6 separate regions of the Mus musculus genome follow, and all the other regions are linked to region 3. Evidence: chromatin loops called from intact Hi-C (ENCODE). Cell type or tissue: heart. All regions are shown on one strand. Each heading gives the region's core, and the rest is flanking DNA. Links, peaks and the distances in the headings are about the cores only. Region 1 holds the start of Zfp580 (zinc finger protein 580). Region 2 holds the start of Ube2s (ubiquitin-conjugating enzyme E2S). Region 3 holds the start of Isoc2b (isochorismatase domain containing 2b). Region 4 holds the start of Zfp628 (zinc finger protein 628). Region 5 overlaps Ssc5d (scavenger receptor cysteine rich family, 5 domains). Region 6 holds the start of Kmt5c (lysine methyltransferase 5C).

Region 1 (4,808 bases), core at 366-4,365, 190 kb before region 3:
CCCCGGGTTGCGCCCACAGTTGTAGGCGGCAGAGGGACCGGGGAACCTTGGTTTCCCCCGTACCTAGCAGTACCGGGTTTGGGAAATAGGAATCTAGGGAAAGATGAGGGTCCAAGGGAGAACGGAGAGGGCGGGTTGCCTGAGCATCAGAAAACAGCTCCGATTGGAAACGCTCTCCGAGCACAAGGTTCCTATGTGCTAATGGTCCAAACTCAATCTCCCTATCCCAACACTCAACCCACATGCAAGTAAGAACCCAAGAATGAAGTGCGGAATGTTTATTGGGCAAGGAATAAGGGATCGTGGGCATTAGAAGTACAGAGGCGATCCAGACCGTGCCGGTGTTTTTGTCTTCCACGAAGACCTTATACTTGGGAAGAGTAGACCACCAAGACTCAGGAGAGGTCGTAACGTTTGCAAAGGCTTACACAGCACAGCCGGACTGAAGCCCAGTTCCAACTGACACCCAGGCCCAGAGGGGCAACAACTTTGGTCTACATCACACAGCTAGACGGGAGAAAATATAAAATGATATTTCTCCTTGGGGATGGGTGGGGAAACTGAGGCCTAGGGTAAGGCAGTAACCTCAGGAGAACTGGGGTATGTGTGGGAGTGACGCTGTGTGGTGATCCGGAGAGGGCAGGGCTGAGCTCAGTGCAGGCGCACGTGCTGCGCCAGCTCCGCGGCGTCCTGGAAGCGGCGTGGACAGAGCGGGCAGGTGTGAGGTGGACCAGCGCGCGCACGGTGGGTGGCGCGGTGCCGCGACAGGTGGCTGGATCGCTTGAAAGCTTTGCCACAAGCACCACAAGTAAAGGGCTTGAGGTCCGAGTGCGACACACGGTGGCTCTGCAGCCGCAGAGGGCTCGCAAAGACACGAGCGCACTCTGGGCAGCTATAGCCCTTGCGAGGACCTGGCTCTCCCGGGGTCGCCTCGCGCTGCGGCGGGCCCCGAGGTTCCTCCTCCAGCTGCACCGTGTACGTGTAGGGGACCCCGTTGGCGTCGATGAGCAGATGGCGGCCCAGCCGCGGTGGCCGCGGCCCCGCCACCGAGGAAGAAGTGGAGGAGGGGCCTTCCGCCTTGGGAAAAGGGGGAGTCTTGGGGGGCGGTGGGTCCATGACCTCCGGAGAGGAGGACCGAGGGTGGGGTGGCCGCGGCGGCAGCAGCAGCATCTGGAGCGGCAGCTGGGAGCGGCGGAGGGAAGAGAAGTTAAGATCCTCTCTTCCTTTCAGGAAAAAAAAAAAATCCTAAAAAGGAAGATGATACCACTCCCTGCCAGACTGTGCTACTGACCTACCTCCCTACAAAGTAAGAAGTGACTCCAGTCCCCATCTCCGGGACTCCTACACCAGGGCTTAGCAACACCCCGCTCCACCGACTCAGGTCATAACCTCAGACATCCTTCGGATTCCCTTCCCTCACCTCCACCCACCGAAATCAATCTCCAAGTCCATTTCTTTCCTTCTCAGTTTAGGTCCTTTCTAATCTCACATTCTAGAGACTAGTGGCCTCCGAGATTTTTCTCCCATCTACCCATTCCTTTTTCTCAGAGCTCTACTCAATCTCTGATTTAGTCCTTTCCCTCAGGTCCCTCAATACCCTCAGAGCCTCCCCAATCTCCACAGTTGTCGTCGCCTCAAGTTTCCTCCCTAGATACTTATCCAGAGTCCCACTAACCCAATTCCCCACTTTCCATTCAAGGCTCTTTTATGTCATCCCCACACTCTGCACTTAAAGGTTTTGCCATTCTCTTTCCACTCGAGGAAAGCCATCGTCTGTACTTCATTCTCAACTGACTGCCTCCAATATGCGCCCCCATCTTGTTATATTTTATTCACCACCGTCTCCACCCACAAAGTATCCTGACATCTTCGGTTTCTCTCTCCATCGCCGCCACCACCTTGGAGCATCTTCCAACTCGCAGTCATAGACCTTCTGGTTTCTTGTTCCCGCACAGCTACCCCTAACCTTGGCCCCTCCTCTCTAGATACAGCTGGCATCTCTGGTCCCTCTTCACCTCCCGGGTTATTTGATGCATAGCCCCTCGTCTGGGGACCTCTAGCAGCCCTGGTCCTCTAAACCACCCTGTCCCGTTATATCCCCTACGGCCTTCCTACTCCCCTGGCTTCCATAAGGAGCTTTGGCCTCCCGACGCCCCTCTCTCAGGCTCTGAGTGTCGCTTTCGTCGCCTCACCGCTCCGACCCACACCCAGAGACCTGCCGGCCTCGCGCCCTGCCCAAGCCAGGCTCCTCCCTCCATCCCGGCCCCCGTACCCGGTGCAGCAGCCTCTCGGGTCCGGGGGAGAACGGGGCCGAGGTCCCGGACGGACCCGGGCTTGCCCTGACGAGCGCCGCGGTAGGAGCGAGCTTCCGGGCAGCTCCGGGCCGGCGGCGCCGGGGACGCGGGTCGGGGGGCGCAGGGGCGCGAGGGGCGACGGCGTCCCTGAGAAAGAGCACCGTTCAGAAACGCCCGCTACACACACGAAGGTTCCGAGGCTGGAGTCTGCAGCTGTAAAGGGAGAGCGCAAGGGGTGGGGGTGGCGCTTGGCCAACGAGAAGGACCTGCAAAAGGACAGTTTCCAGCTGCGTGCCATTCACAAGAGCCATTCCTTTGCTTTGAGTGACCCGTAAAAAGCTAGATACTGTGAAGTCTAGTAAGCGCCCCATAAAGAATTGAAATTTACAGCTTGTCGTCTTTCCACCCTGCCTCCCCTTTCCGCTTAGGCAAAACCAGCGGGTTAGAGAAGGGGTGTTTCTGTTGGATGAGCAAATGGAGAGACAGAGGTCCAGAAGCCCGATCTCTGTTCTGATTTAGCAGGGTCACAATCCTCACGTCTCATAAATGGGGGAATCAATGTCCAAAGAAGACGTTGCCAGATCCCGTAAAGTATATATGCTCCACTGAACATACGGGGAAACAGAGACTGGGGACGACCAGATGTTGACCCAGAAAGGAAAATGTACTATTTCCCCGCAGAGCATATGGGGAATCTGAAAACTGGAGCATGCTTGCTAGGTATAAAAATGGGGACAGGGTTTACCTAACATGCACTCTTGGTTTGATCCCCAGCACTGCATAAAACTGGTTGAAACAGAAGAATCAGAAGTTCAAGGTTATCTTCTCCAATATATTGAGTTGGAGGCCGGCCTGGGCTACATGAAATCGCATCTGAAAACAAGGATGGAGAGCAGCTGTGATTCTTGCCAGTGACCCAGCAGGGGAAAGTAAGGTCTCCAGAGGAGACCAGCCATTCCTAGGTACGGGCATGGGGAAGTTTAGACTTACTATGGAATACATGGGGAAGCTGAGGCTCAGAGAAAGCCAGGCATTGTCGTATACACAGGCAAGGAAGCTGGTTCTTTGGAATGGAAAAGAGTGCTGCTGAAGTCACCAGCACCCACTGCCTATGGTAGCTGGCGCGCAGGGCTCTTCAAGGAGGGTCTGAGCATCCAGTTTTGATGCAGTAGCCTGGGCCAGTGAAGACACTTTGTATTTGTAAAATGCACTCTGGTATGAGATGCAATTACAGGAGGTTAGGACCCATCTAAGGCTAAGTCCTAGATCCACGTACTGGGAGTTGGGAGGGGGCAACAGCTGGACATAGCCAAGGGAGAGGAGGGTTAGGCGCCCAGTGCAAGGACCCCACCCACCCACCCACCCAAAGAGTGGACTACCCCTTGAAGAATTATCCAACATCTTTCCATCGGTAACAAATGCTATAATTTCTATGAGGCGTGACAGTGGATACATGAAGCTATTGAGCACTAGTGCTTCTGAGGCCCTGAAGTATGGAACGTATTCATTCCTTAATTTAGATTTGCCCCAGGAGACAGCTATATAAACTGTATTTTTATTTCTTGAGACATGATCTCAAGAAGCCTAGCCTGACTATGCAGCCTAAGATAACCTTGAATTCTCTCTCTCCTTTAAAAAAAAATGTATGTAAGTGTTTTGGTGGCCTGTAGGCATATACACATGTGTACTTGGTGTCCTTGGAGGTCAGAAGACAGCAATCGGATTCCCTAGAACTGGAGTTAGAGTGTTTGTGAACCACCTTGTGGGTGCTATAAGTCAAACCCAGGTCCTCTACAAGGGCAAAGGAGTTCAAACCCAGATGACCACGTGGTGGAAGAAAAGAACCAACTCTAGAAAGTTGCCTTCTGACTGCCACATGCATGTACACGATCACACATAAATAAATGAATTTCAAAACCTAAGCCAAGAAGAGGGCAGAGACACAAAACAAAATATCAGTTAGTGAATGAGTAAATTTGATCAGATAGTAAATCCCACCTCTCCCTGAAAAGATACTTCTGGATGGAGCTGGAGCCATGCTTCAGCAGTTAAGAGCACTGGCTGCTCTAGTAAAAGCCCCAGGTTCCATTCCCAGCACCCAGCTTAACAACCATTTATAAATCCAATTCCAGGGGAGCCCACACCATCTTCTGTCTCCTGTAACAGGCATACATGTCTACAAACATCCGAGTAGGCAGAAACACCAATATACATAAAATAACTTTTAAAAAAGCTACTGCCGGGTGGCTTAGCATCCCCAAAGCTCTGGATCTGATTCCCCACAACACAGAGGAGACACCCTGCCACCTAGCTGGGACATGGTCATGATAAAGTCTACCAGACATCAGTCTAACCCCTCTAATGTCCTCACTTGTCCCAACCACCACCTCTCTCCCTCTCAAAGTCAGACATATCATGTCCTGATATGTTTCTCTGTTAAAGGAGGTGTGGCCTTGTTAAAGTGGGTGTATCACTGTGGGTGTGGGCTTTAAGACCTTGTCCTAGCTGCCTGGA
Region 2 (4,000 bases), core at 1-4,000, 52 kb after region 3:
TCCTCTGAACGTGAACTTTTTTAGTTTTGATGAAGTCGGATTTATTTGGTTTTTTTTTGTTTGTTTGTTTTGTTTTGTTTTGTTTTGTGGCTGTTGTTGGCATTAGGTGTAGGAAACCATTGCCTAATCCAAAGTCATGAATAGTTACCCCTATGTAAGTTTGTTTCTTTTGCTTACTAGTCATGCTGGAGTCAAACAGGATTGACTGGTTCTGTCATCTTGAAGCCTGTAGCTCATCTCCATAGGAGAAAACCTTAAGACAAAAATTTGTAAAATAAGGGGGCTGGACTGTAACTACTCTAAAGGCAGTGGGACCTGGGAGAATGGAACCAATAAATCAGGCAGACTAAAGTTTCATGCAATAGCCTACTTTATTCATAGCCTCAGAAAATTTATACCAGTGGTTCTCAACCTTCCTAATGCTGCAACCCTTTAACACAGATCCTCAGGTTGTGATGACCCCCAACCACAGTTATTTTCATTGCTACTTCACAACTGTAGTTTTGTTACTGTTATGAATCATAATGTAAGTATATGTGTTTCCAATGGTCTTAGGCAACCCCTGTAAAATGGTTCTTCAACCGCCGACTCAAAGGGGTCAAGGCCCACATGTTGAGAAATGGAGATCTGTAATACCCTGAGGGTTAAGAAAGGCCACAGGATTCATGAATTCAGACTGTCTACAATCACAAGAACAAGCCACACGAAACAAAAACCTGTTTTCCATAGAGGTATGTAAAGTACAGTTTAAACATTTAGCTGAATAACATCAGCAAGCAATTGGGGTAATCTGAAGCAAAGCCACTCCTAGCTGCTACATCTTGGAGGAGCACAGGAGTACAAAACACAGTCCAAGAACAATTCCATGTTTCGACGAAACAGAGGTCACAAGACTCTTGTCTCACAAGCACTCAAAATCCTCCTGACATGACTCCATTCTTGGATACTGTTCTCAAATAGAACAAATAGCTTGGTGGTTAAGAGCACTTGTTGCTCTTACAGAGGACCTGAGTTCAGTTCCCAGTACCCTCATGGTGGTTCAAACCACCAGTTATTCCAGTTCCAGAGGATCTGATACTCCCTTCTAAACTCCCTGAGCACCAGGTATACATACTGTGAACCTACATATATACAGGCAAAACATTTATATGTTCAAAATAAATAAATTAAAAAGAATTGGTGAGCCGGGCGTGGTGGTGCACGCCTTTAATCCCAGCACTTGGGAGGCAGACGCAGGCAGATTTCTGAGTTCGAGGCCAGCCTGGTCTACAAAGTGAGTTCCAGGACAGCCAGGGCTACACAGAGAAACCCTGTCTCGGAAAAAATAAATAAATAAATAAATAAATAAAATAAAATAAAATAAAAATAAATAAATAAAAAGAATTGGTGAAGAAAATGAGTTTCCTAAGAACTATAGCCAGATCTTGTCAGGGAAGAGGGTTGTTTCTTTCTGCTTTCCCTCTAGCAAAGCTACAATTTTACAGAAAACATGAAACAAGACTCAAGAAATGTGCTTATGCAGATTTAGCTATGAGACAGGTTGTCAGAACTGTGAAATCTCTTCCTGGGAGATGAGGTCCTACTCCTCTGCAGTCAAAGCTTCAGTCTGTTCTCTCCCCAGCATGGGATTACTGCAGATAGTTTAATTCTCTCTAGATCTCTGCCATGCTGTCATAACTGGATTAACACTTCATGGTTAGTAAGAGCCTCTGGGAGTATATGTAAGGACAGGACCAGGAGGTTAATTATGGGTGAGGGAAGAGATGACCTAAATGTGGGCAGCACTATCCCATAGGCTAGAGGATGGATATAAAAGGAACGAGGCCAGGGTATGGTGGCATACACTTTTAATCTCAGTATTCAGGAAGTAGAGGCAGGTGATCTCTGTGAGTTCAGGCCAGCCTGGTCTATAGCTCGAGTTTCAGGAAGGTCAGCCAGGCCTGCACAGAAAAACCCTGGCTTGAAAAGCCAAAACAAGGGCTGAAGAGATGGCTCAGCGGTTAAGATCATCGACTGCTCTTCCGAAGGCCCTGAATTCAAATCCCAGCAACCACATGGTGGTTCACAACCATCTGAAAACAGCTACAGTGTACTTACATAAAACAATAAATAAATCTAAAAAAAGAAAAGCCAAAACAACAACCCCCGACCCCGGGGGAAAAAGGAGTTCCAGGCCAGTAATGAAATTCTGTCTCTCAAAAAGTTAACAGAAGTCTATGGGGTCTGGAGGTCAGTCACAAAGCTCTCAATAAGGACGTGAGACTTCCCTGACTTCTTCCTCTGGCACCCCTACAGAAACAATGGTGGCAAAAGTCACAAGTCATACTCTAGAGGATCAGGAAGTCCAAGCCCTCGGAGTCAACCAACCTGATTTTGAGGGCTTCCTAACACATAACAGGAGCGCAGAACAAAATGGAGCCCCATAGACAAATTATGTCCACACTTCCGCCCTTCCATGGCTTCCAGGTGAGGTCGCCAGACTCCCAGCGTAACATTTGCATACACAAAAGAAATTGAGACATTTCATTGGTCGAGGTTGGAGTCTATCACACTGAGCTGGCTTCCCATTAGTAGCTTTCAATTCCTACCTGCCCCACAAGTCCAGATCACGACCGCCCCTGTTTATTGGTCAAGGCCCCTTCCGTCATCCCTTTAACCCCTCCAGTCCTGTCTTCCCTCGCTCCGCCCCTTCCCCTGCCTAACCGTTAGTCGCGTGCGCGTCTTTCTCCAGGCCGGAGCGCGCGCGCGCACCCCAAGTCGTGGCGGCGTCTCATTCAAACGGTCCAATCAGCGGCCACGTCGCCTCGGCGGGCGCCCCCTTTCTCTCTGCTCTAGGTTTTTAGCCGCTTGGTTCTCCCAGGTCAACTCCTCAGCCGGCGTGAGCCCTCATTGTGATAGCACTCCTCACAAACTGGGTTCGAACTTCTGCTACTATTCTGACAAGAACAGAGAAAAGAGCGTTGACCGCCCAGCAACGTGCGCGTTGACGTACGCGGTCGAGACGTGCCGTGAGGGGGCGGGGCCTGCGAGTAGCTATAAAAGTGCGGTGTTGGGCGCGCGGCCGGTTCTACCGAGGAGCAGACGTAACGTTGTGAGCGTTTCGTAGCGGACGTCGGAATTAGTGGGAGCGGAGTGGGGCCTCGGGGGCCTCGCTAGGGCCACAGCGGCCGGCAGTTGGGCCCCCCGCCCCGGCCGGCGGTCCGAGGAGTGCAGGAAGGGGGCCGGGGGGACCCGCCCCCGGCCGGCTGAAGTCATGGTGAGTGACGCGGGAGGCCCGAGGGGCCGTTGGGGACTCGGGCAGAGGAGGCGACTGCGGCGTCCCAAGTGTTTTCTGGCCAGCTTCTGAGTGCTTTGGTGGCATGGCTGAACGTCCGGAGCCAGGAGTCGGCCCCAGGGCCTTTCAACAAACGGTGCGGGAGCCCAGGCAGCCCTCGGAACCTTGGGGAGGGCTTTGGGCGCCTTGCGGCCCGCCCATGGGTGTTTTAAGGAGCAAGACATCCCGCCGCCATTTCGTCCAGCCTTTTTCTTTTTGGTGTGTGTGGGGGGGCGGCGGTTGATGGGGTTGTTTCAAGCCTAAGTAGGGGAAGGGCTCCGGCTAGGCCTCAGGCCCACCTGGAACCAGTAGTGGACCCATGCGCGTCTTAACGAGCGCTTTGGGTAGGTTCGGGTACGCTGAGCCACGTAGAAGCTTTTTCTGAGACACCGTCCCGGTCAGCCATGGGGCAAAAGCCAGAAGCATCTTAGGTCCAGTTGACAGGCAGTGATTGACAACCTCGGACCTCTAAAGTCTGGATTCTGGTATCCACCCACCTTAATCCTAGCTATTTCAGGCTGCTCACTCTCCTTTTCCCTCCGTGCCTAGAACTCCAATGTGGAGAATCTGCCGCCCCACATCATCCGCCTAGTGTACAAGGAGGTGACAACACTGACGGCAGACCCACCTGATGGCATTAAAGTCTTCCCCAATGAGGAGGATCTCACAGACCTGCAGGTTACCATC
Region 3 (4,808 bases), core at 369-4,368:
CTCTCCCACCCTCACCCCACCCCCATGCATACAGTGCTGGGCACTAAAGCGAAGGCTTTATTCATGCCAGGCAAGGACTCTGCCACCTGAGCTACAGTTCCAGCCTTATTTCTTTTTCTTTGTTCGACAGTGTCACACTCTGTGGCCCAGGCTAACCTGGAACTCTGTGTATATATATATCTCTCCCCCAAAAGATCCTCACCCACACTCAGCCTCCCAAGTGCTGGGTTTACAGTCCTCGTTAGCCACCATGCCTAGCCCTTTTCTCATAACTTCAAGGTGAAGAAATCCTCCTGTCTCCACTTCTGAGTACTTGGGGTCATGGGTATTAAGCCACCGTAATCAGCTTTTGTTTTCTTATTCATTGAACTCAAGGCCTCAGCTTCTAGAACGCTGGGATTACCGGCCCTGAGCCACCATACCAGGTTTATATATCTGGATGAAGTAATCCTCTCTCTCTTAACCCCCACTTCTAAGTACAGAGTCAGTTTTCTATATAGACCACCCAAGGAGACAAGTCCTGAATTCCTGGAGAAAAAGCTAACTGGCAAGCAGTGGGGGAAAATGTCTTACGAGGCTTGTTCTTTTGTTTTCTTAGTTTGACTTTCGGGTTTTCGAGACAGGACTTACTTCCGTGTTGTACTGGCTATTCTGGAATTCGCGTTGTAGAGTCAGAATTATGCCTGCCTCTGCCTCCTGAGTACTGGAACTAAACCATTAACTAAATCATCGGTTTATGATGATTACTGGAACTAAACATTTGCGCCACCATGCCCGGCTGTTGTTTTGGTTGACAGGGTCTCACCACGCAGTCCCGGCTAGTCTCGAACTGGCGATACTCGTGCTTCAGCCTTCCTAGAGCTAGGTTACAGAAAGCATCACCTCTCCCCGGTCGCCCCGGATGGAGTGGATGGTGCCATGAACCCTACACTAGCCAAGATTGAGCCTCTAGCTCTCTGGTCGTTCTTCACCCTCCTTCCGGGTTAGAAGCCGAGCTCTCAGCCAAGGCCCTCCCTCCGTGGATTTTCATTGGTCCTACCCTCTGTCTCTCCGCCTGCTCCAGTTTCTTCAGACCAATCGAATTAACAGGATGGAGTAGAACAGAGTGAGGCGAACGCCGATTGGTTGGCTCGGCGCGGGGGTGTAGACCCGCGGCTCTGACTACGTGTCTACAAAGGGCAAAAAGGAGGCCCAGTACGGGGTCAGTGGGAATCCAGCGGGGAAAAGGTCACGGGACTTCTTGGAAAAGGGGCCCGAACTCGAACCTGGGACCTTCGAGTAAGTCCGGTTCGTTACTTGCTGGCTGTTTGCAAACCCACCATCCCGTCATTCAGACCGGGAAACGGAAGCTTTGCAGGGTGTCGGGTTCGGGGGTTGGAATGGCATTCCATTTGGTCTCAGGATAGACCCGCGGGGAGAGTCCCCAACCCTCTCTAGAGACAAATTTTGCATCAACCCCGCCAGTGAGCTAACCCTGGAGAAAAAAAGAGACCCAGAGAGGAAGGGAAACTCACCCAGGGTCACACAGCCTGAAATTCCTGGTTCCAGGAGTTGTGGTCCCCGCTTCTCTCACAATTACGTGCTCCTCTGTATCGCTCTCCCTAAAGCATCGTGGATCCTCTCCCATCTGTGTCCCCAGTCCATCTCGATCAAATCTGGCGAACTGAGCCTGGCTGTCATGAAAGCCAGGCAAATCAAGTGCTCTCTACCACTGAACTCCATCCAGCCCCCTTGCTCATTTCCTTCACACTGTGCCTCCCAAAAATGGGTTCCCAAGCCAAGAACCCAGCCCTTGGGACATAAGCCTTAAAAACCTATGAGGGGAATAGAGAAGGGGGGGCGAGTAGACATGGCTCAGTGGCTAAGAACTCTGGTTTCTCTTGTAGAGGACCTGGGTTTGGTACTCAGCACCCAGACGGTGGTTTACAACCGTCTTTAAATCTAGTTTCAGGGGACCCGACTACCTCTTCCAGCCTCCACAGACACTACATGCATGTGGCTATGCAGTCTCAGGTCAAACACTCATATAATAAACCCAGTCCGGGCTGGAGAGATGGCTCAGCAGTTACGAGCAGTGGCTCCTCTTCCAGAATGGCTCACAACCATCTGTAATGGGATCTGCTGCCCTCTTCTGGCATGCAGGCATACATGTAGACAGAGCACTCATATACAGGGAATAGATAAATAAATATTTTTTTAAAATTAAAAGTAAATCTGATCAACACACACATTTGGGATCCAGAGAGAAATGACTCCTTCGCTTGTCTCTGACCTCCACATATGCCCCATGGCATGGATACCCTCTCCCATATAGAAACTAAATAAATAAATAGAAATTTTTAAGGAAAAAAAAATCTACATTTGCCATTCAGGGAGCACAGATGGGAGTTTGCCATACCGTTCTTGCGCTTTTCATTTCACTGGCGCACTTTTTATCTGTGTTGGAGACCTCCCTTGCAGGTTTGTTTGTTTGTGGGTTTTTGTTTGGTTTTTTTTTGTTTTTGTTTTGTTTTGTTTTTTAAATGTCTGTGTTGGAGACCTCCCTTGCAGTTGTTTTTGGCTACAAAGAATCCACAGTGAGAATTTGGCTGGCTGCAGTTTTTGTAATCCCAGCTACTCCTTCCGGAAGTTTCAGCAGGAGAATTGCTCGTTGAATTCCAGGTGCCCTTGGGCGATTTAGCAAGATTCTGTGGCAAACGGTGTTGAATCTGATCTCCAGTACTGCATGAATCACTTGTATGCTGATAAATTCTTGCACTAGGGTGTGGAGGCTAGAGGATCAGAAGTTCTAGGTCACCCCAAACCACAAAGTGGAAAACTTGAGAGAGAGAGAGAGAGGGAGAGGAAGAAAGAAGTATATGTATCTAATCACAGCTCAGTGACTCCATACCTAGAATCCCAGGATTTAAACAGCTCACACAGGAGGGTTGACGTGAGTCCCTGGCCAGCCTTGAGTCCATGAGAAGCTCTCTGCTCTACACAGTGGTTGAGAGTGGATATGATGCCATAGGTCATTAAACATTATTAGTGTCTGTTATGTAAGGCATTATGGGTCACCAGGTGGCCAGACTGCAAGTGTCTGTGGCCTAACTGGCTACATTTGGGAATTTGTGGCCCTTTATCACTAGAGCCCTGTCAAAGAGTCTTGTGATTAATAATAACCTGGTCCCTGTCAGATAAATACTTAGGGACAGATTTCTGGATCAGAGGGTTTGTGTCTCCGTCACTTTGAGGATGGTGACCATGCCTGTCAGGCTATGAGACGTTCTGAGCCTCTAGACTGGTCCCTCCGGAGCTCCCTGCTGCCTTCAGCAGATTGCTAGGTCTTTGTGATCCTCTGTGTGTCTCTCTAGCTCATCCACCCCTCAGAAATGTCTCGTGGTGCCTCCGTGTCCCTTGTGCTCAGAACCAGAAGATAGCCCCAGGAGTGGGAAGGAGCCCTCTGGGCACTGGGTGGATTGCTCAACGGGTTAGGTATTGGCCACTCAAGTCTGAGGAGTTAGGTTTGGTTCCTTGATACTCGTGTAAAGCTAGATACAGTAGCATGGAACTGTAATCCCAGTGGTCATACTGGGACATGGGAGATAGAAATGGGAGACTCCCCCAGAAGTGTCCTGGCCAGCTAGCTTGGCTTGTACAGCAGCAGAAAACAGGAAACTTTATCTCAGTGTGGAAGGTTACCGCCAACACATGAGGCTGGGCTCTGATCTCCACATGTGCTTTCATGTATATGCTCCCACTTACACACACACACACACACACACACACACACACACACAGGGGTAGGTGGAGGAACACAGACACTCACTGGCCCTCCAGGAAATGGGGAGCAGGGGCCTTGAGGTGGGACATGACTGGGCTGAGGCTAAGGGGGAGTCTAGAGGCTGTGGTCGTGTGGGCAGGGCTTCTATCTCAGTTTTCAGGTCTGGGAGAAGATGTTGGGTCAAACAGAAGTGTCTGTCAATTTTGAACCTCATCCCCACAGGCTGTTTTTGTTAGCTGTTGACTTTATTCCAAAGCTTGTATTCATTCTTCACTGGACAATCTGTTACACGTTATGCAATCTTAGATTTCTTCTTGGTTAGCTTTTTTAAGGCAAGGTCACTATGCAGTCCTGGCTGGCCTCCAACTCTTGGCACACCACCCAGATAAACCTCCAAAGTGCTGGGATTTTAAGCATGCTCACCATACCCAACACATTTATTCTGATTTTATAGCTCTTCCTTCCTCCCTCCCTCCCTCCCTCCCTCCCTCCCTCCCTCCCTCCCTCCCTCCCTCCCTCCCTCTCTCTCTCTCTCTCTCTCTCTCTCTCTCTTTCTTTCTTTCTTTCTTTCTTTCTTTCTTTCTTTCTCTTTTTGAGACAGGGTTTCTCTGTGTAACCGTAGCAATACTGTCCTGGAACTCTCTTTATAGATCAGCCTGGCTTCAAACTCACAGAGATCCTCCTGCCTCTGCCTCCAAATTACTGTGATTAAAGGTGTGCCAGCACTCCCTGCTTCAGTGTTTTTGAAAGAAGAGGGAAGCTGGCGCCTACATGGTGGCTAATAGCTCTCTGTAAGTCCAGCTCCAGGTAATTTGACGCCCTTTTCTGGACTCTCTCACCATGACATCCATGTGTTTCACAGACATACATGCAGGCACAAGACCAATCAATACACATAAAGTAAAAATAAATAAATAAATAAATAAATAAATAAATAAATAAATAAATCTTGGAATCTTAGAACTGGAAGTGGAGGCAGAAGGATCCAAAGTTCAGTCATATTGTGATTCACAAGTTTTGTTTTTTTGAGACAGGGTGTTTGTTT
Region 4 (4,808 bases), core at 410-4,409, 51 kb before region 3:
TATTCTCATCCTCCAATCCAGGCACCAACAGGTCCCAAACGAGCCAAATGTCTTTCCACCCAGGAGGCATCTTGTGATGTCTGGAGACACTGGCTGTTGCTTGTCTGTCAAGGGCAGGGACAGAGGTGCTTCTCAGCACCCTACAGCACACAGGATGAATCCCTACAAAGATGCAGTCCAAAAGAGTAGCAGCTGACAACTGCAAGGGTCCCCGCCCCCAAATACTCTATGCCATGGCCTCTGACCTCCCATGGCATCCTCTAGCAGTTTGCTTCTCTCCTGGCCCAATCCCAGCAGCATATGTAAGGAAACAAGACCCCTTGTTCCACTTCCCCCAGCCCTTTATATGTCAGGGGGACTAACCTGCCCCTCCCTCTGGAACCACGTCAGGTGCCTGCAGTCCCCACATACCCCAGCTCCTTGTACCTGCAGTCCCCACATACCCCAGCTCCTTGTACCTGCAGTCCCCACATACCCCAGCTCCTTGCTGCTGAGTCTTTCCTTTAAGCATATCTCCTAGCTGCAGATGGCTGACTCTCCCTTCTGTGACCACCTTAGCCTTCGGGCTGGATCCTTCTAAACCTGGAGGTGGAGAATCAGAGCTCAGTCAAGAACTGCTGTCTTCCTCTCTGCCCCCACTGCCCCTCTCTGAAAGCCCTTACCCTCCCCTAGGATTCCACAATCTATAGAAAACTCTAAAAGTGTGACTCTACCCAGGCCTCTCCTTTGCTCCAAATGCTTGGGACACAAGATACCTCACACTTAACCACAATCTAACTCCAGGTCTTTCTCCCTCTATGCTCTCCTGTTACAAAACTTAAGGGTTGGGCAGGAGATGTAGCTCAGTTGATGGAGTGCCTATCCAACACACACAAAGTCCTAGGTGTGAGCCCCAGCACTGCTAAACCAGGTGTGGTAAGAGGAGGCTAAGACAGGAGGATGAGTCTGAGGCAAACCTGGATAGTAGTCACACCTATAAGGGGACAGAAGACAAACTCCCTTACAGGAGCCTGCTGACTGCGCATAACTACGTCCGTCTTCTCCCCTCTTGCAGGCCTCCTGTCCCTCTAGCCGTTCAACTAAGCAGGGAAAGCTACCACCACCTTATGCCTAGTGCCCTTCCCCTCCACCATCCACAACTCACACTGTCACCTCCAAGTCTTCAAGAACTCACCCCAGAGAGCCTTCCTCAGACCACCCTTGAGCACTCCCTGATCTCCTCCCATGCCTTATTTGCTCCCTTCTTCACGGGGCCCATCACCTTCTAAATACTATAGGGCAAGCATTTCTCTTTGTCTTTTTGAGACACAGTTTCTCTGCACAGCCCTGGCTGTCCTGGAACTCACTACCTAGACCAGGCTGGCCTCGAACTCAGATGTCTGCATCTGCCTCCTGAGTGCTGGGCTCAAAGGCGTGCATCACCACCACCCTAGCCAGGACTTCTCAACCTCACCAGCACAGAGATTTGGAGACAGGTCATTCTTTGTCAGAGGGGCTGTCTAATAAATGGATGGGTGTTCATCAGGATTCCTGACTCAATAGGATGGATGCCACTGGTAACAAAACACAGTGCCAGCTTGACCCTTCCCTAGTAAATCCTGAAGTCAGTACTGCAGTGACAGTACCCCAGGACAGTCCCATCAACATATAAGTCTCTTACTGCTTGTTCTACTCTGTCAATGTTCACATCATCCAAACAGAGAACCTCTGCTTCGTTCGATCGATCGTTCTCTGATGCATCCATCACCCACCAAAACATCAGGAGAGAGCATGCTCAGTAAAGACAGTCTGAGTGAAGAGAGGGAGGCACCCCCTTTTGACAGGTTATAAAGGATTTCTTTTTCAAAGGGCAATAGGCTATGAAGGATTGTTTTTTTAAAGGGCTGTTGTTCCTTTTGGCGTGTAGGTGACAAATGAGGTTCAGAAACTGTCTGTGCCTCTGAGGCCATATCTTTTAACACAAGAGGCCCAACGGAACAGGGACCCATCTTAGCAGTGAGAGTGCCCTTTAAGCGTCTGGGCTTTACGAGGAAGCTCTTGGGGTTTGGGATGTAGCTCGGTTATTAAGGGTTAATGACTGGCATGCACAAAGCTCTGGGTTCTTGTCACAGTACACCATAGAACTGGGCGTGGTGGCACAGGCAGGCCTGTAATCCCAGCGCGCAGATGAAGGCAGCAGGATCGTAAATTTAAGGTCATTGTCAGCTATACAGTGAGTCTGACGGCATCCTAAGCTACATGAGGTTTTATCTGGGAGGGAAAAAAGATCTCTTTGTTCAGATAGTCTAGGGACCAGCAGAATTATGAAACTTTTCCTTCAATGTTTGGGAAACTATCACCCGCTTTTAAGGAAATAACCCCCTTTTAGGAGAAAGGGGAGAAGGGAAAGGGCAGGAAGCTTTGCAAAAATGCAGCTAAACACACTGTCCTTACCCCTTTAAGAGGGCGGAGCCGGCCTAACAGATTAAATATCGGAGGCGAAATAGCGACCTTCCCTTTAAGGTACCCCTTCCGGTTTCCCGCTCGCCGTTCTCCAAACGACTCCGCCCTCCGGCCCTTCCCCCACCGCGCCCTCCGGTCTCTCACCTGTGGCCCCGGTCGGGGAGGGGGATCAAGGAGAACCCCAGGGCCTTCCCGCGGGGGCTGACGGGAAGCGGGGCCCGGCACAGCGCTGCGGGACCCGCGGCCCGGGAGGGGGCGGGGGCGCGCTCCCTCCCCACGGCCCCCGGCGCGAGGCACTCAACCTTTATCGGCGGCCTCTCGCGCACACAAACCCCGCCGCCGCCGCCTTCGTGCGTCATGACGCAACGCGCCAAGCCCGGCCCGGCCCCACCCACTGCTGGGGTTCGCCAGATGCAGAATCCCGGGGGTCCAAGCCTCAGGCCCGTGGTGTACACGCAGACCCTGTTCCCTCGTGCTGGGAAGGAAACTGAGGCACTCAACCTTCCTGCATGGCCTGGGATGGCCTGGGTCTCGGGAGTCTGAGTTGCCCCTACAAGCCTGCTTTTTTTCCCCTGCCTGCTGGTATCTGGGGCCAAGCTTGCTTTCTGAGCCTGTGCTGAGACTTTCGGATAGATTATTTTTGTTGTCTTAATTGTTTTTTGTTTTTGTTTTTTACTTTTTGAGACAATGGGCTCTTGTAGGCTCATGTAGCACGGGCTGGCCTTGAATTTTTTTTTTTTTTTCCGAGACAGTCCTGGAACTCTGTAGACCAGGCTGGACTCGAATTCAGAAATCCTCCTGCCTCTGCCTCCCAAGTGCTGGGATTAAAGGTGTGCGCCACCACTGCCCGGCTGCCTTTTTCTTAAGATCTATTTATTTTTACCTTCTCTGTATATGTGAGTTCCCACATGCATGTCTGTGCACCCCATGTGTGCCTGGTGCCTGAGGAAGCCAAAACAGAGTGTCAGATCCTTTGGAGCTAGAGTTACAGGGCAGTTGTGAACTGTCTGGTGTGGTCCCAAGGAACCGAAGCCCAGTCCTCTGTAAAACTAGCAGTTGTTCTTAACTACAAAGCTATCACCCCAGCCCTAACTTAGAGGGCTGGTGAGATGGCTCAGACTGATGGTACTGATGCTCGCTGCCCAGTGAAGCCATAGAGGAGTCTTAATCCAGCAACATGGCTATTGTGGCTGGAACACAGATATGACCTTAGTACACACCTTTAATTCCAGGAGACAGAGGCAAGCAGATCTCTTTGAGTCCAAGGCCAGCCTGGAATAGAGCAAGTTTCAGGTAAGGAAAAGCTTAGGACCAGGTTTGGTGGTGCATGCCTTTAATCCCAGCACTCAGGAGATAGAGGCATGTAGATCTCTGAGTTCTAGGCAACCAGTTCAGTTGAATCAGTGAGTTGAGAGGCTATGCAGAGGAGTTCAGAGGTAGTTTTCATAGAGATGGTTTTATAGAGACAAGTTGCAGGTGAAGACACAATGAGCCAGAGAATAAAAAGAAGCCAAATTAGAACAGATTTCTAGAGTTAGTTTGAGGTCAAGCAGAGCAATTCAGTCAGAAGCTGAGAGAATCAGTCACTTTGGAGAGGTGTTTAGGCCAGAGAAGCTGAGTTGAACCAGCCAGCCAGAATTCAGAAAGAGCTAGAAAGGGTGAGTTTATTCAACAGTAGACATCAGAGATGGCAATTACATCTGGAAAATAGCAATTACATTTACAACATGGATATGGTGAAAGGTGAGAACAAACTCCCACAAGTTGTCCTCCAATCAGCATCTATGCTGTGTGGCAAATACATGCATGCCCATACACACAAAATAAGTGGCTGAATGTAATTTACATTTTTTCATTTTATGTATGAGAGAGAGAGAGATCCAGAGAACCCGCCTTTGATTTCTAGAATCCACAACAGTGGCTCACAACTGTAACTCCAGTCCCACAGAACCCTCCCGAGACACCGTGGACACAGGCACAGACATGAGTGTGGTAAAACACACATACACATAAAAAGAAATATATTATTTAAGTTCAAAGTCTCGCCTGAGATTCAAGGCAGCCCCTTAGCTGTGAGGCCCTGCAAAGTCAAAAAGAAAGTTCCAAGATTCTGATATGCAGTGACACAATAGACACCCTGTAGGGTCCGAAAGTCAAGTCGCTGAAGACTTCAGACTCAGTATGCAAAGACGGTTTATTCTAGAGAAACAACCAGCATGCAGAGGTCAAATATTTTTCAAAATGTCAACCCCAGACAAAGGTGCATAGGCCTTCTTATAGGGGGACTGTCAGGAAGGATCAGGTAATCTAAAATTTCATTGGTGAGTGCTAGGCTGGGGGGGGGGGGTCATGGGTGGTCAGTGGCC
Region 5 (4,808 bases), core at 364-4,363, 75 kb before region 3:
ATCTACTGAACTATCATGCTGTCCCAAGCAGCCTTTTTTAAGCCATAGCACACACATACACACATGCACAAACATAATACAGTTAAAATAAATAGATAAATAAATGGGTGACAATAAATAATTAACAAAAAGAAAAAACGTTCCTGAGTCTCATAAATACTTAGAATACACAAACCTTTCCAGGGTGAATCTCAGGGGAAAGACTAAAGACACGATTAAGCCCAGAGAAAGGCAACACACTCCGGGCTTTGACGAAGGAAGGGGCTGGAGCTGGAAAAGTCAAGAGGGCAGCTTCTCCCCTAGGGATCAGCCCTGCCTGATCTTAGATCAGTCAGACCCATGAAGTCTGACCTACAGAAGATCAAGAACATGAGCCACTAGATCTGTGGTGATGTTCTAGCAGCCAGAGAGATCCATGGAGGCCCTTCTTAGAGCTTAAAGCCTACCCTTGCTGAGGTGGGAGAAATAGCTTAGTGGTTAAGAGCATCTTTTGGGTTTCCAACCCACACTTCAGGCAGCTTACACCTGCCTGTAATGCCAGGTTTAGATTGGATGTCCTCTTCTGGTCTCACTGAGCTGTGTGTGTGTGTGTGTGTGTGTGTGTGTGTGTGTGTGTGTGTGTGTGTAGCTTGGCTGTTCTGGAACTTGCTATATAGACCAGGTTAGTTTCAAACTCACATAGATCCACCTCCTTTGCCTCCAGAGTTCTGGGATGAAGGGTATGCACCACCATGCCTGAACCACAAAATAAGTCCTTAAAAAGAATCTTAACCATGTGACTATGCGAGTTTTCTCCCACAGGCCTTTGGTCGCTTGAGAATTCCCTTCCTGGGAACAGTGGGTAAAGTTGCTCGCTGTACATCCTGATGACCTCAGTTAAACCCTGCCAAAACCCACATGGTGGAGTAGAAAATACAACTCGTGGAAGCTGTCCTCTGACCCCACACATAAGCCATGGCACACGCATGAATTAATTAAACAACACTTCTCTTCTTGCTCTCGTCTGCTGAAGGATAATATCACATTTCTGGAAGGATTTTCTTGGTTTCTCTTCTATAAATAATCATTACCACCTTGGGATCCTGAGCCTATGAATTGTTTCGGTAAGCAGAGTTTTCTGTTATAGGTGACGACGCGGGCCTTCTGTACGTTGGATTGGAACGCACAGTCACACAACTTGTCCCTGTGCTGTCTGGATTGGAGTCAGCTAAGTGAGTCAGAGCCCAGGCTTGTGCTTTGAGTGGCAGCACACATCATCCCAGTACAACGAGTGAATGGCATTAGGCTGGCATCATGATGCATGCCTATAATCCTACCACTCAGAGTTCAAGGCTTGCCTGAACTACACAGTGACTTCCAAGCCAGCTTAGGCTATGGTAAAAAAGAAGCTCTCGGCAGCAAACAAGAGCTGGGAGATAGCTCAGTTTGTAAATTACTTGTTTTGCAAACACAAGGAACGGAGTGTGAGCCCCAGAGCACACATTTAAAGAAAATATAAAGCTGGGTATGCCATCCCGGTGGTAGGGAGACAGAGACAGAGCTATCTCCCAGGTTTATGCATCACTAGCCTGGCCTCAATGTTGAGCTTCAAGGCCATTGTCTCATAAAAACAAGGTTTAGATAGTGCCTGGGGAATAGCACCAGATGTTGTCCTCTCGCCTCCACACACACTGTCCACACATTGCAGAGACACACACAAGCATTTACATATAGTTATACTTACACACATACCACACACATATATACATAAGACACATATAAATTGTTTGAAACAGTCTCATCCTACTACTACACCTTCTTCTAACCCTTGATACATAAAATTGTCCCAAGAGTTTGCTTGTACAGTTTGTACTTCTAATTTATTTGCCCTGCTCCCCCTACAAGGATCCCCCTGCCTCAGCTGTCTCTGCAGTGGGCAGTGCCTCACCATGCGCTCAATTCTACCACGAGGGGGCGCTGCAGGACAGAGAAACTGCCCTAATTGTGTAGAATGTAAGTTCTGCAAATGCAGCTGCACTTGAACAAGGAACGGGGTCTCTAAGAACTCACTTCTGGTTCCAGCATTCTAACGATCAACCTCGATACCAGCAAGAGGTACTCCTGGATCCACGTTATACATTCCTGAAGTTGGCTCCCTAGTTCAACTCTACAGGTGGAGAACAGGGATCCTGGTGGCCAATCAAAATGTGCAGCACTCCGTGACGTAAGGAGGTGCTAGGCAGAAGAGCAGGTACCTACCTAGGCAGGCCTGATTGTGCATGCTGGGTTCCAGAAAGGATGCAAGCAGACCCTCCAATCAGTGGCAGGCAGAGGGACACACACAAAGAGGCAGGGAGCATTCAACGGTGTATGCAGAGAGAAATGAGGGTGACAGAGAAACAGGGGTGCGAAATGCAGCGGGTAGGGCACAAATAGTGTCCTCTCTCACTGAAATGAGGGTCAAGAGACACAAACAGAGAAAGAAGGAAAGAGAGAGGGAGAGGGAGAAGGAGAAAGGACTGAAGCTAGCAGAATTAAAAAACAGATAGTGCGACTCAGAACATGGCAGTAGCTGACTGAAAAGAAGTTGGAGTATGCGTGCCTGTAATCCTAGCATTGGTGGGTGCAGTCAGGGGATCAAGGCCAGCCTCGGGTACATAGAGAAGCCCAGCTAGAGCTATAAAAGAACAGCTCAAAAGTGTAGAGGGGCAGAGAAAAGTAAGAGAGGAAAAGGAAGGAAAGAAAGAAAAAGAAAGGGGAAGGGAAGAGGCTGGAGAGATGGCTCAGCGGTTAAGAGCACTGACTGCTCTTCCAGAGGTGCTGAGTTCAATTCCCAGCAACCACATGATCTGTAATGGCTCACAACCATCTGTAATGGGATCTGATGCCCTCTGCTGGGTGTCTGAAGACAGCTACAGTGTACTCATATACATAAAATAAATAAATCTTAAAAAGAAAAAGAAAAGCCTGTCTCAAGAAGGGGACGGGAGGAAAGAGGGACATGAATGACAGGTAGCTGGAGTAATAAATTAGAGACAGGGCAGATGAGATGGATCGGCACCTAGCTGAAAATTCTAGTTGTATACCTGGAACCAACATGGTAAAAGGAGAAGACTGACTCCTGCAGGTTGTACATAGACACACACACAAGCACGAATCCACGCATGCAAGTGTGCACACACACATATGAGCTCGTATACTCATGCATATACACACTTACATATGAGTGCGTGTGCGAGCACATACTGTGGCATATGGCCCTGAGCACAGGTGTGCATGCACACACATATACAATCAATCAATCTAACAAAGAAAAAGGAAGGAAAGGGGGAACGCTACAGAAGGGAGGAGATAAAAGCAGAGGGTCTGAAAAAGACAGTGGAGGGGGAACCCAGGAAGGAAAGAAGAGAGGAAGTCACGTGAAATACAGTGAGTGACGGGCAAGGTGGTACATGCCCAGTGACCCGAGGGCTGGGGAGGTGGAGGCAGGGGGAGAACAGGAGTTCTAGGCCAGCTGGGACAACGAAAGAAAAAAGAAAAAGCAAACTACTGAGAAATGGGGTGAGATGGTGACTTGAAAGGAAGATACAGGGGCTGGACAGAGAGTTCAGGCTGTTCTCCCAGAGAAGCCAGGTTCAATTCCCTGCACCCATGTGGCTGCTCACGCCTGTCTATAACTCCAGTTTCAGGAGCACTAGTGCCCTCTTCTGGCCAGGACTCTGGTGCCCTCTTCTGGCCTGTGTGGGAACTGTATGCACATGGCATAGATATGCCTACAACCATACCCATAAAATAATAACTTTAAACAATGTAAAAGGTGTGGAAGGAGTATAGAACTTTAAAGAAAAACTGATGAAAAAAACCAAGAGATACTGCACTGGGAAAAACAGAGTACTAAAGAGGAAAAGAGAGTGGGAACGAATCCAATGGGAGAAAGACACCAGGAGAAAAGCAAAATGGAGTTCTAAGATGTAGGGGCCAGGGTGGATGGAGATCCCTGGGTTAGCATCAGGGGTGGAAGGACACAGACCATAGCAAAACAGAAGCCATGGAGAAGCAGAAGGACTGACAGATGTCATGTAAGGCACTGACTTTCATGGGTGGGGCTGGGAAGGGCAGGAGTTAGAACCTGTGCTCCAGGAGGGTCCTGTCTGTGTCTGACCTAGAGCCTGACCAGGACAACACATGGACTGCCAGACTGGGTATGAGTCTGCTGACGGTGGAACCATGTGCTCACAGGACAACCCTGAGCTGAGGGCTCTGGGTCATTCCTGCACATGCTCTGGATTGAGGGGCATGGTCGATTTGGTAGGCTCAGTACTAGCTGATGCCCTCTGATCGCTCTGAGCCACATGCTGTCCCATTGCACTCTGGAGAAGGTGAATACTGTCAAGCCCAAGAGTGGAACACATTTAGGCAAGCCTGCCAGGACATGGAGGCCTAGGCTAGCTGTTAGAGAGATCTTTATGGCTGACCACAGTAGCACATATGTTTGCACTGCCAATACTTGGGAGGGGGAGACAGGAAGTTCAAGGCAAACCTCAGCCACATAGCAAGTTCAAGGCCAGTCTGGGATACAAGATATAGCACCTCAAAAACAAAACAAACAAAACAAAAGTGGGCGGATGCCATCGCCCGGTAGGTAAAGGAGCTTGTGGATAGAGCTCCACCATTTTGACTCTGACCTCATCACACATGCCTTGGCATATGCACCCAGGTTGAGCCCCTCACCCGTGTCTGGAAGGTTCTGTGTTGCTGGAGAGGGGACTTCAGTGTTTGTAGTGGTAGCCCAGGAAAGTGTATGTCCAGGCCGCGCAGCCACTGTGGTC
Region 6 (4,808 bases), core at 318-4,317, 120 kb after region 3:
GAGCACTGTGCAGGGCAGGCTGGGGCATGGGCTCCCTCACGTGGGTCTTGAGAGCAGCCTCCTGCCGAGGGGCACGGCTCTGGAAGTAGTGGGCCATCCAGCCTCCTAGCGTCAGGGCCCGGAATGCAGCCTCCAGGTCCCGTTGCCTTAGGAAAGCTTCCAGTGCTGAACGAAGGTGGTGTTGTCGTCGCAAGGTGGGCACAGGACTGGGAGAAAGGGTATGCCTGGGTTCCAGGGACTTCCAGGCCTCCTGGCCCCCACCCGAAGCTTCAGGGAGACCAGGCTGAGAATTGTAAAAACATAAGAGAAAGGGTCCAGGACCCAGGACCCCCAAGTTCCCCCTCACCTGACATTCATCTTATGGGTGCGGAAGCCGAGGTAGGGGTCAAGAACAAGGCTGGTGGCCAGGTCATCATTCTCGCACAGTTCTCGGGCTGTCACTCGATCAGGCCCCATGGTGCTTTAAAAACCATGCTGCTCTGGCACAGAGCATGGATGTGCCGCTCAGGCGCTGCATGGGGTGTCTGTGGGCCCCAGAGCCTGCTTATCTGCAGGAGAGCACGGGGGTAATCAATATTGACTTCATGGGACTCTATGTAAGAATGACACCCAACAGGTACTTTCGAGTGAGGAAACCTTAAGAAAAATAGTCTCCTGTGCAGTAAGTATTTCCTCCCCTCTTGCAAAACAGATGCATGTCCCCCAATCACATACACTACCTTCCCAGGACATGGACACTTTCTCGAATGTCAGCACACACAAAGACCACTTTGCCAAGTGCACATGTAAGAGACAGGTCCCTGTGTACCCAGGCGGAAGGAAGATTAATTAACTGCCTGAGATAACTCCAAAGGCTTAGCATGGCAGGAGGGAGTTGGGATAGCTGGGCTCTCATCAAGGGAAAGGGGAAAAGGAACTCCATAGGAGCTTCTGGCCTGCCTTTGCTGACCCCCTGCTAGGCTGATTCTCCCGTCCTCAGCACCTCCCTCCAAGGTCACCCTCCTCTGGGGAGTGGTCAAAAGGTTGTGGGTGGAGCCCAGGCAGCCATTAGGGGAAGAAGGATCCAGTCCCTAATGCCTCTCCGAGGACTCCAGCAAAAGGGAAGCCCGCCAGAGGACAAAAAACAGGAAGAAGGGAGGAACAGAAAGGAGAGGAGGAACAAGTCAAAACAAAGGGTCGGAGGCAAAGAGGGGAAAAAAATAGATTCAGAAAACCAAATCAAATAAAATGGAGGGCCAGGTTACCCAGTACCCTCACTGTGGTGTGTCTGACAATTCTGCGCTTTGGGAGAGAGCAAGAAGGCAGAGTGTGGCAAGACACACTCCGCCACTCTGGGAGAAAGATCTGGAAAAAAAACGGTCTGGGTTAAATGAAGAGGGTGCTTAGAAAAAAAGCCTGGAAGCTGGGAAAAGACAAAGTGAGGTGTAGGGAGTATGATGTGAAGGGAGAGAAAGGGGAGAGAAAGATGGAGGGAAGTCAGGATTGGCGGGGGTGGGGGGAAGAAGGCACCTGAGGTTGCAAGGGAGGAGCCCACGAAATCCAAAGGGTAGATATGCCTGGGGTCCAAGGGAAGGGCTTAGCGGTTCCAAGCAGGGTTTGAGGGAATCCTGGGGGATTTGAAGTGATGGAAACCTGAAAGATCCTACGGGTTCGAGGAGGGAATTGAGGGCGCTAAGTAGCTAACTAAAGCCTGGGAAGGTTGCAGAAGGGGGCTGGGGAAACAGAGAGTCAGAGGAAGGGCCTCAGAGACCAGGATAGTGAGACAGGAGTCAGGAAGTGCCCTGAGTGTGACAGGGTAGGTAGGTTACGATGCAGGAAAAGGTGGTGGGGATGGGCCCTGGTGGGGCAAGGAGCGACTCCTAAGGTGCAAGGAAAGTCCTGAGAGTGAGAGAGGAGTCTGCATGGGCTCCAAGGGTGCAGGGAAGGGTACGAGTGAGGAGCGCGTAGATCCGCGGGGCTGGAGACTTGGACCGCAAGGTTCGAGGAAGGGCCCGGGGACAGCCGGTTCAGGGGGTGACTGGGAGGCCGGGCGGCGCGGGGCGGGGGCCAAGAGGGGGCTCAGAGGTCGGGCCCCGCGCCGCCCCTCACCCGCTTCTCCTCCTCCTTCTCCTCAGGAACCCGCGTTGCAGCCGCCACCTCCACCCACCGCCTCCTCCGGCTCTCGTCCGACACAGCCGCCGCGCCTCCCCTCGGCCGGCGTAACAAACAGCTTAACCTTCCTTTGGCCCAACCCGCCGTCACTCTTCCGTTGCTATGAAACTCGCGCTGTTCTTATTGGCTGACTCTCATTGCTCTCTTTTTCCCGCCTCTTCTGGCCCCAGTCGGTGCCCTGACAAAACCCCTCCACGCCCACTCTGTCAATAAATCCAGCGAACTACAGCCAATGGCTCGGGTCGCTGTCATTCAGGCGTTGCCATAAAAATCTGTCCCGCCTCTTCTTCTGCACTGTCCCAAATCAGTGCTTTCATTGGCTTAAAGAGCCGTCGCTCCAACAGAAACTCTGTTTGGGTCAGGTTATTCAGGTCCAAGTGAAAAGAGGGAGGGCTCTGTCAGAGACAAACTTCGTATATTATTGGTTGGCCTTGGACAGGACCACGCTTCCATTCGTTAAGGCCTCCGCCCATCACCCTAAATCCGGAGCTCTATTCTCTTTCTTTCAGCTTGAAGTGGGGCAAAATCCCTGAGCGAACCAGGAAGGAAAGAGGTGAATGCACACACGCGCCATCGCGCTCCCGGCCCCAGGAGACCATTGGTTGCCATGGCAACAAAACTTCAGTGCCAACCCTGCTTAGCAAGAAGATCTTTTCTCTTTCCCAGTATTCCTTATCTTTGGAAAATTGTACCTACAAGAACTCTGTGAAGTTTTCTTGTCCTGCCTGTGAACAGTTCAGAAAGAGACGACGCTGAGAAGTTGGGACTTAGAAGACAAGCTCTGATTCATGGGGCACTCCCCTGGGGAAACCCCTTAATTAAGATTACCCACCTCTTCAATCCTGCAAGTATAATTAGCAGGATATCATAATTACGTCCAAACAAGTAAGCTTACTTTTGTTTTTGTCTTTCCTGAGTTATCTATTTGGTGGGTTAGGATAATGCCTACAGCACAGAATGTTTTGTTACTACAGACTGAAGGAACAACCGATTGAAGTGAGATGGGACATTGAAATGGCCCAGTGTGTAAAAGCACCTGCCCACAAGTCTCATAGCCAGGATCCGCATAATGGAAAGAAAGCACCGACTCCTGAAGGTTGTCCTTGACCTCCACATTCATGCCAAGGCGCGCGCGCGCGCGCGCGCACGCACACACACACACACACACACACACACACACACACAATTGATTAAATCATAGTAGCTTCTCTTTTGAGACATGAGCTTTGACTGTCCTAGAACTCACCATGTAGATCAGGCATGAATTTGCTCGTCATCCTTGCACAGGAGCCATGCAAATCTTCACTGTATCGCTGCAATTTTAGTATATGTGCTGCTGCAACATTTTGTTTTTAAGGAGGCTGAAGTTTTGCACCGTTCTGTGATCTTGGGGTTTTGCCAACTCACAGCTTCATGGTTGCGTCTACAAAGCAAATATCATACACTGATATACTTTCAAGTGTCTGAGGTCCATGCCTCACCACCCTTCTCTCTCCTAAATTCTAAGACAGCTCCCTACCCTAAGCAGCTCTCCGGGTTAGGATGACTATATCGTCCTTGGGTGCTGTCACATTATATGAGATTTTCAAATGGCTAATAAAAATATATTTAAGGGAAAAAACCCCACTAAATAGCAAAGTGTCTTCCAGACTGTTGAAGTATATTCCAGGATGAGGGTATAGCCTGTGGGTATACAATATGCACCATGGGTGAGGCTTGTGGTTTGATTTCCATTTTGAAAGAAAAAGAGATGTGCCTAGCAAACAACTGGGTAGAGAGATTTAATACAGCAACATGGCTACTCTGGCTGGAATACATTCGTGTTTTTTGTTGTTGTTGGGTTTTTTTTTTTAAGATTTATTTATTATTATTATATCTAAGTACACTGTAGCTGTCTTCAGATGCACCAGAAGAGGGCATCAGATCTCATTACAGATGGTTGTGAGCCACCATGTGGTTGCTGGGATTTGAACTTCGGACCTTAAGAGCAGTCGGTGCTCTTAACCACTGAGCCATCTCTCCAGCCCCTACATTAGTGTTCTTAGCACACATCTTTAATCCCAAACAATGACGGTAAAGTTAGTTTGTAGAAGGAGACACGTGTGTTTGAAAGGGATGTTAACTGAGAAACAGATGAAGTGAGGAATCAGAACAAGAGTAGATAGAATAGGGATATGCCCAACTCTCTTGAGAACAGAGAGAAAACAAGAGGCTACTTAAGAGAGAGCAGGGCAGAGAGAGTGAAGGAGAGAGGGCAGTTTTACCAGGACAGTTGTATAGAAACAAGTGTGTGTGTGTGTGTGTGTGTGTGTGTGTGTGTGTGTCTGTGTCTGTGTGTGTGTGTCTGTGTGTGTGAGAGAGAGAGAAAGAGAGAGAGAGAGAGAGAGAGAGAGAGAGAGAGAACAAGCTAGACACAGGTGAAGACAGAACCATTTAGAGAGTAAGAAGGAGCCAGAAGATTAGAATAGATGGCCAAAGTTGGTATGAGGCCAAGCAGAGCAATTCAGGAGAAGCAGAGAAAAGCCAGGTTGAATCAGTCAGCGGGAAGAGGAGGTTTGAGCCAGAATAGCTGAGTTGATCAGCTAGCCAGAGTTCAGAAAGATCTGGAAAGTGTGAGTGTATTCAGCAGCAAGTCTAAGAGGCTGAAAACATTCTAG

What was found. Hi-C counts contacts between places; a loop is a spot of excess contacts. Peaks named below come from ENCODE experiments on the same cell type or tissue, not always from the same donor. Only the 100,000 strongest peaks of a DNase experiment are listed, where the experiment ranks them.
Region 1: a loop joins it to region 3, with 3 times the contacts of the local background. A loop is called at or near these places in 3 of 42 quality-filtered maps.
Region 2: it touches region 3 in a loop (4-fold over the local background); 9 of 42 quality-filtered maps call a loop at or near these places.
Region 4: a loop joins it to region 3, with 2.0 times the contacts of the local background. A loop is called at or near these places in 11 of 42 quality-filtered maps.
Region 5: it touches region 3 in a loop (6-fold over the local background); 10 of 42 quality-filtered maps call a loop at or near these places.
Region 6: a loop joins it to region 3, with 2.1 times the contacts of the local background. A loop is called at or near these places in 2 of 42 quality-filtered maps.

The regions. Positions count from the first base shown.
Region 1 is chr7:5,049,179-5,053,986 of GRCm38, reverse strand. It overlaps Zfp580 (zinc finger protein 580), which reads right to left and starts at 2,455. Exons shown (of 2, transcript NM_026900.1): 1 at 2,273-2,455; 2 at 264-1,182. The coding sequence starts at 1,170. The coding sequence ends at 652. Gm15510 (predicted gene 15510) reads left to right here. Exons shown (of 4, transcript NR_166619.1): 2 at 3,069-3,256. It also overlaps a transcript of Ccdc106 not described here. In heart, for the core only: no CTCF peak of the experiment used is centred there; a DNase peak (open chromatin) is centred at 2,356; H3K4me3 peaks cover 2,903 bases; H3K27ac peaks cover 1,891 bases; H3K27me3 peaks cover 1,835 bases.
Region 2 is chr7:4,811,419-4,815,418 of GRCm38, reverse strand. Ube2s (ubiquitin-conjugating enzyme E2S) reads left to right here and starts at 3,079. Exons shown (of 4, transcript NM_133777.2): 1 at 3,079-3,256; 2 at 3,863-4,000. The coding sequence starts at 3,254. In heart, for the core only: a CTCF peak has its summit at 2,472; a DNase peak (open chromatin) is centred at 2,648; H3K4me3 peaks cover 2,470 bases; H3K27ac peaks cover 2,503 bases.
Region 3 is chr7:4,862,531-4,867,338 of GRCm38, reverse strand. Isoc2b (isochorismatase domain containing 2b) reads left to right here and starts at 1,160. Exons shown (of 6, transcript NM_026158.2): 1 at 1,160-1,278. In heart, for the core only: a CTCF peak has its summit at 2,129 (motif pointing left); DNase peaks (open chromatin) are centred at 1,038, 2,108, 3,598, 4,128 and 1 weaker place; H3K4me3 peaks cover 1,767 bases; H3K27ac peaks cover 1,545 bases.
Region 4 is chr7:4,913,184-4,917,991 of GRCm38, reverse strand. It overlaps Zfp628 (zinc finger protein 628), which reads right to left and starts at 2,775. Exons shown (of 3, transcript NM_170759.2): 1 at 2,587-2,775; 2 at 476-582. Gm51297 (predicted gene, 51297) reads right to left here and starts at 27; the gene lies at 1-27. In heart, for the core only: no CTCF peak of the experiment used is centred there; DNase peaks (open chromatin) are centred at 2,113 and 2,771; H3K4me3 peaks cover 2,329 bases; H3K27ac peaks cover 2,373 bases.
Region 5 is chr7:4,937,535-4,942,342 of GRCm38, reverse strand. Ssc5d (scavenger receptor cysteine rich family, 5 domains) reads right to left here. Exons shown (of 14, transcript NM_173008.3): 12 at 4,711-4,808. Among named protein-coding and RNA genes, the nearest start is that of Ssc5d, 14 kb to the right of the region's middle. In heart, for the core only: CTCF peaks have their summits at 1,946 (motif pointing right) and 3,713 (motif pointing left); DNase peaks (open chromatin) are centred at 1,972 and 3,692.
Region 6 is chr7:4,737,520-4,742,327 of GRCm38, reverse strand. Kmt5c (lysine methyltransferase 5C) reads right to left here and starts at 2,201. Exons shown (of 9, transcript NM_146177.2): 1 at 2,089-2,201; 2 at 347-548; 3 at 41-206. The coding sequence starts at 456. Gm24537 (a small nuclear RNA gene) reads right to left here and starts at 3,496; the gene lies at 3,395-3,496. Gm42369 (a long non-coding RNA gene) reads left to right here and starts at 2,248. Exons shown (of 2, transcript XR_881802.3): 1 at 2,248-3,036; 2 at 3,126-3,338. In heart, for the core only: a CTCF peak has its summit at 2,190; DNase peaks (open chromatin) are centred at 437, 1,037 and 2,357; H3K4me3 peaks cover 3,317 bases; H3K27ac peaks cover 2,835 bases.